Regions from separate parts of the Homo sapiens genome. Here region 1 is linked to region 2. A link is an interaction called in ENCODE POLR2A ChIA-PET data of the cell type or tissue named here. Cell type or tissue: Panc1. All regions are shown on one strand. Each heading gives the region's core, and the rest is flanking DNA. Links, peaks and the distances in the headings are about the cores only.

Region 1 (2,912 bases), core at 222-2,721, 230 kb before region 2:
GCTTCCAAGTCTTTGACCTTAAGAGTTCACAATGCAGAGAGGGGAGATAGGCTTGTAAACAGATCACTGATTAATAGGACAGTAGTGGGGCATCACGCACGTAGAAACCACGTGCTGGGGAGAGAACACATCATCCTTTCAGAGGAGTCTTGCCTGTACCGAATAGATTAAAAATGGGCCCGTCCAACCCCACAGTTGTCCCACGGTGCAAACAACTTCAGTCTACATTCTCTACAGAAATAAGATAAAGGGTCTCAGGCAGCAGCACACTTGTTCCTTAGGTGATAAAACTTGAGAATTTTGAATTTTGGAAAGGTGACTCAGGAGAAGGCAGGAGACTATACAAACATTTCCAGGAAGTGGCAGACGGCGAAGGCACCGGAGTGGCTGCTAAACCAACCTTCTTTTCAAGTAAGGGCTGGTTTAAAATTTTTAAGATGTGTTTTTTTTGGCAAAAGGTGCATTTCAGAGGAATGAGCAGACCAGCTATCTATCTCACGGCAGACAGGATTCCTCCTAAGCTAAAGAGGCTCACGGAGGAGCAGAGGCACAAATCCCAGGCTGTGGGTATGGTGGGGGACAGGGCAGTTGTCCCTTTTTACCAGCTGGACTGAAAGTCACCTGAGTTAGGCAGTCAGAGAACAAGGAGAGAAGCCAATCAAAGAAGGCCTTGAACAGCGGGTAAAAACAGGCAAGGACAATAAAGACAATGGTGAGGACATAGAAATGACAAGTTGGGTCCTTTATAAATCAAGCGAAGTGTTCCATTATGCGGAGCTGCCAGCACAGCCAACATCCATCAGTGGGATGGAGCCTTTCTCAGCAAGTCCAAGAAATACATCTCCATTGGCACCGTCCCAGGCCATGTCTAAGAAGTTGCAAAAGGAAAGAATGACTAACAACATAGTTAACTTCAGTCAAGACTAATGAAGGGGGTGGGGGGAATGAAGAGAAACATTACAAAAAAGGAAGGTAATCAAACAGGCACAAACAATGTAAAATATTTCTTCAAACAGCTAAATATTAATGAATTGGGAGACCTAGATGAAATACATTTTGAGGAAAAGTGAAAATGGAAAATATGCAACAATGAGAAAGAGAAGACTTGATTAGGCTAATAGCTATTAAAGATCACCCCCAGCTAGGAGATCTAGATCCAGGGGCCTTCAAGTCACGGGTAACTTTCAGAGTCAAGATCATCTATAACTGTTGCAGGATAATAAGCAGAGAAGCTGATGAACTCACTTATGTGGTTAGTACAACATTGTTTCCAAGACCAGACAATTGCATTGAGAGGTAATAACATTTTAGTCCACTTCATTTATGACCATAGATGCAGAAGTCCTAAATTAAATGTTAATAAAAAAAAAAAAAAGAAGGGCCAGGCACGGTGGCTCACGCCTATAATTCCAGCACTTTGGGAGGCCAAGGCGGGTGGGATTGCTTGAGCCCAGGAGTTCAAGACCAGCCTGGGCAACAAAGTGAGACGTTGTCTCTACAAACAAATATTAAAAATTAGCTGGGTGTGGCAGTGTATGCCTATAGGCCCAGCTACTCGGGAGGAGTGCTTGAGTCCTGGGAGGTCGAGGCTACAGTGAGCTGAGATCACGCCACTGCACTCCAGCCTGGGCGACAAAGCGAGACCCTGTCTCAAAAAAAAAAAAAAAGGGAAGAGAAAAGAGGGACATTCATCATGCGCATCAGCTCAAAAGTTGTCATTCAATATGATCTTTGAGAAAAAGCCACCACTAGTCTCCACTTAGAGAAATCTCTTTCCCTATCCTTTGTATTCTTGTAATTGTCTGTCTGGCTGGGCTTCTACTTCTTTATTGCCCCTGAGGACAATACCCAGGTCTTTTTTTGTAATCAAGGTTTTTGCTACAAATCAATAAAGCGAGGCAGAAAGTGATACCAAATGACTTAACTACAAAGAAAAGTTCCAAAATCTCACCATGTTTATATCCTATCATGAGAATTCTGTATTTGTAGTTCCAGACTTCTTTCTGAGATGGTAATGCGTGACGATGAGGTTCATAAACATACTCCTTCCTTCTGCTTGTCTGTCTGCTGCCTTGCTCCCAGCTTGGAGACCCAAAGAGGCCTCCAAGACAGCACATGAAATCCCCTTGAGGGAGATGGTAGCTGAACCTCTCCCAACCTGGCCTACATCCCACCTCTCACTGCAAGAAAGCAGTTTCTTAAGCTTACCTTCCCCATGGAAGCTGTTTTGACCTGCAGGATGTGGAAGACTGGAAGCCAGAAACATCTTTCCTTAAGCAGACATTCCAAGTGTGGACAGAGCGGGGCCACTGGTTCACACACTCTCTTGGTGCTGGGGGGTTCGAGGCACTTCTGGGGTCTGAGTCCTGTGGCTGCCATTCCTGAGACACCTTTCTGGAATTTCCAGCCTTGAGAGATGTGGAGGTAACCTCTTCCCTCTCCTCTGGCTTCTAGATATTTGCAAATAATTAATTAATGATTTAATCACTCCTTTCCCCAGGATGCACCTGGTTTCTTAGAATGTGTCATGGATCAGAAAGATGGGAGCATTAGGTGAGGACGGAGAGATGGTGCATTGGACAAAGGCTGGGTGACAGATAAGTTTTTATCTGGAGGATCCGAGAACAGGTTAATGAGCACATCTGACCTTGGAGACGAGTTCTGCACTGCTGAGACAAAATGGAAATGAGTTTTCTTAATATACCCCTTCCCTGGAGAGAGATGAGGGCGGCCTTGGCTGTGCGCCTCCCTTTTGAAGAATTTGGAAGTTAAATGCTTCTTTGAACATTCTCACCTCCAAAACAGACTAAGACTTAGCCTTTTCTACACCAAATGCTTGGCTCAGAGGCACCGCTAAGTACAGGGGGCTGACTAGGAAGCGTGTGGGGAAAAGGACACGGGAAGTGGAACGA
Region 2 (2,912 bases), core at 243-2,742:
AACGTGGGGACCTTGCTTTGTTGAGATGGAACACATCCTACTCGGGAGGGCTATGAATGAGGTCTCAAGGGGTGAGCCAAGGTTCCCTGGGTGGAGTGGACTGGGGAACAAGGCAGATGGAGCTGCACCAGGAAAAGCGAGGAGAACAGGGAGGGAGCTGAGGGATGTGGGGTGCATGGGGAGTGGTGGAATAGCAAAGCCTTCATTGGGAGTTGGGCTGTGAGGGGCCTTGTGCCAGGGACTTTACTCCAGAAGCCAGAGGGACTCATGGAAGGTTTCTAGCCTGAGTCAATTTGGTTTCAAAAGATCACTCTACGTGAAAGAAGGAAGTGCTTCTTTCTTAGCCACCTTCTTGGGTGGCTGCTGGGGTAACTTAGGGAAGCCATGCTAAGTGCAGGAGCTGAGATAGTGCCTTTAGTGACAGTAGAAGGGGTTAGAGGAGCAGAGGGGATGGAACCTAGACCTCAGCCATTCCCCGCGCTGCCTCCTGGTCCAGTGATCTTTCTCCTACTCCAGGGCACCACCAGCTCTTCCCCCAGAGCCCTCCTTGGCAGAACAGAGTATACAGTCCCTGCGGAACTGGAGGCCCAGCTAGAGATGGAATATGGCATGCCAGAAAGTTCTTTGAAGTAGTGTATTTTGTCTGAAAAAATGCATGCAAATATTTACGTTCTGTTTCAGAAGAGTAGTGCTCCAGGAAGCTGAACCACTTTTTTAACCTGTGACTCTGGTGCCCCCTGCTTTTCTCACTTACACACATGCCAGGCTGGGAATGGTCCCTGCTCCTGAGCAGCCAGTTTGTTGATATCCCCTCCACACACCATAAGATCATGGACGCCAGGCTTGCTTTCTGGAGTGGGAAGCACATGTGCACAAAGCATACCTGTCTGTGTCCTGGAAACACTGCCTTCACTTCTCTTGAGTGAAAGGATTTACTGAATTGGATTTACGATATTTAAATTAATTTTATTGTCACTCCCTTCAAATTCCTTTTTCTTTCCCCACTCTGATAAATACTCAGTTAATTAGCTTTACAGATCAAGAGTTAGCTAGTGGCGGCCGGGCACGGTGGCTCAAGCCTGTAATCCCAGCACTTTGGGAGGCTGAGGTGGGCAGATCATGAGGTCAGGAGATCGAGACCATCCTGGCTAACATGGTGAAACCTCGTCTCTACGAAAAATACAAAAAATTAGCCAGACGTGGTGGCGGGGGCCTGTGGTCCCAGCTACTCGGGAGGCTGAGGCAGGAGAATGGTGTGAACCCAGGAGGCGGGGCTTGCAGTGAGCCGAGATCGCGCCTCTGCACTCCAGCCTGGGTGACAGAGCGAGACTCCGTCTCAAAAAAAAAAAAAAAAAAAATGGAGTTAGCTATTGGCAGGCACAGACTGCCAGAGTCTCCAATGGGACGCCTTGGCTTAATGGTGCTGCAGAGTATTTTGTGCTTTGTATCTAACGTTTCTAAAATTGACAGTAATAGTGAACACTAACTGGCCAGTTGCTGGGTGCTGGACATGACGTTAGGGTACGTTATTTCATTTCTTCATTACAGCAAGCCTGAGGTAGATATTATTATTGTTTCCATTTTATAGATGAGGAAACTGGGACTTGGAGATAGTTTAAATTTCTCAGAGTCCTACATCCAGGAAATGGTAGAGCCAGGATATGATTTCAGGTGGTCAAATCCCAACACAAGAGTTTTTAGCCTTGACGCTGTAGGGATGAAACTGAATCTCTGGTGAACGACTAGAACATAACACTTAAAATCCTTTGCAGCCCCAGCATTTGATGATTTTGTGAAATCTTGAAGAAACAGATTGATTTGGATGAGACTTGATGAAGGATTGTGGAATATCACTATAAAATCCTACTTTTGGCCAGGCACCGTGGCTCACACCTGTAATCTCAGCAATTTGGGAGACTGAGGTGGGACGATTGCTTGAAACCGGGAGCTTGAGACACAGTCTGGGCAGCAAAGTGAAACCCTGTCTCTACAAAAAATGAAAAAAAGTAGCCAGGTGTGGTGGTGTGTGTCTATAGTCCCAGTTACTTGGGGGACTGAGGTAGGAGCATTGCTTGAGCTCAGGAGGTTGAGTCTGCAGTGATCCTGCCACTGCACTTCAGGCTGGGCTGCAGAGTGAGACTGTGTCTCAAAAAAAAAAACCTCTACTTTTTCTCCGTTCTATCATTCTGAGACAAAAGAGTATCAATAAGAATTAGAACTGTGTTTTTCTTTTTTTTTTTTTTGAGACGGAGTCTCACCCTGTCACCCAGCCTGGAGTGCAGTGGTGTGATCTTGGCTCACTGCAAGCTCTGCCTCCTGGGTTCACGCCATTCTCCTGCCTCAGCCTCCCGAGTAGCTGGGACTACAGGCACCCACCACCACGCCCATCTAATTTTTGTAGTTTTTGTAGAGATGGGGTTTCACCATGTTAGCCAGGATGGTCTCAATCTCCTGACCTCGTGATCCACCTGTCTTGGCCTCCCAAAGTGCTGGGATTACAGGCGTGAGCCACTGCGCCTGGCCCATTTTGTATTTTTAGTAGAGACAGGGGTTTCTCCATGTTGGTCAGGCTGGTCTCGAACTCCTGACCTCAGGTGATCCACCTGCCTTGGCCTCCCAAAGTGCTGAGATTACAGGCATGAGCCAGCGCGCCCGGCCTAAGAATTAGAATTGTGGTTTTCTGATTTTCATTGGGTACATGTATAGAAGCTGCGAAGAAAACTTGACTTCGTTTTTCATTTTTGTAAGACACTGTCTCTAACATTTATCCATGCGAGGAACTCTCCCCAGCCTGGAGCTGCAGCCCAGAAACGGCACCCCTGTGTGTGTAGCATGCGTAGAGGAGTTGGCTCCTCCAGGCTGTAGGTATCACCTGCCTCACCAGCCTTGAGTTTGTCTGGAAGGCTCAGTGC

The links. Peaks named below come from ENCODE experiments on the same cell type or tissue, not always from the same donor. Only the 100,000 strongest peaks of a DNase experiment are listed, where the experiment ranks them.
Region 1: POLR2A ChIA-PET joins it to region 2 with 13 read pairs; 4 of 35 experiments call an interaction of 5 or more read pairs at or near these places.

Annotation. Positions count from the first base shown.
Region 1 is chr18:23,309,860-23,312,771 of GRCh38, reverse strand. All of the region lies in intron 13 of SLC35D4 (solute carrier family 35 member D4), which reads left to right. Among named protein-coding and RNA genes, the nearest start is that of SLC35D4, 130 kb to the left of the region's middle. In Panc1, for the core only: no CTCF peak of the experiment used is centred there; no DNase peak of the experiment used is centred there.
Region 2 is chr18:23,075,406-23,078,317 of GRCh38, reverse strand. No RefSeq gene overlaps it. Among named protein-coding and RNA genes, the nearest start is that of CABLES1, 59 kb to the left of the region's middle. In Panc1, for the core only: no CTCF peak of the experiment used is centred there; no DNase peak of the experiment used is centred there; H3K27ac peaks cover 117 bases.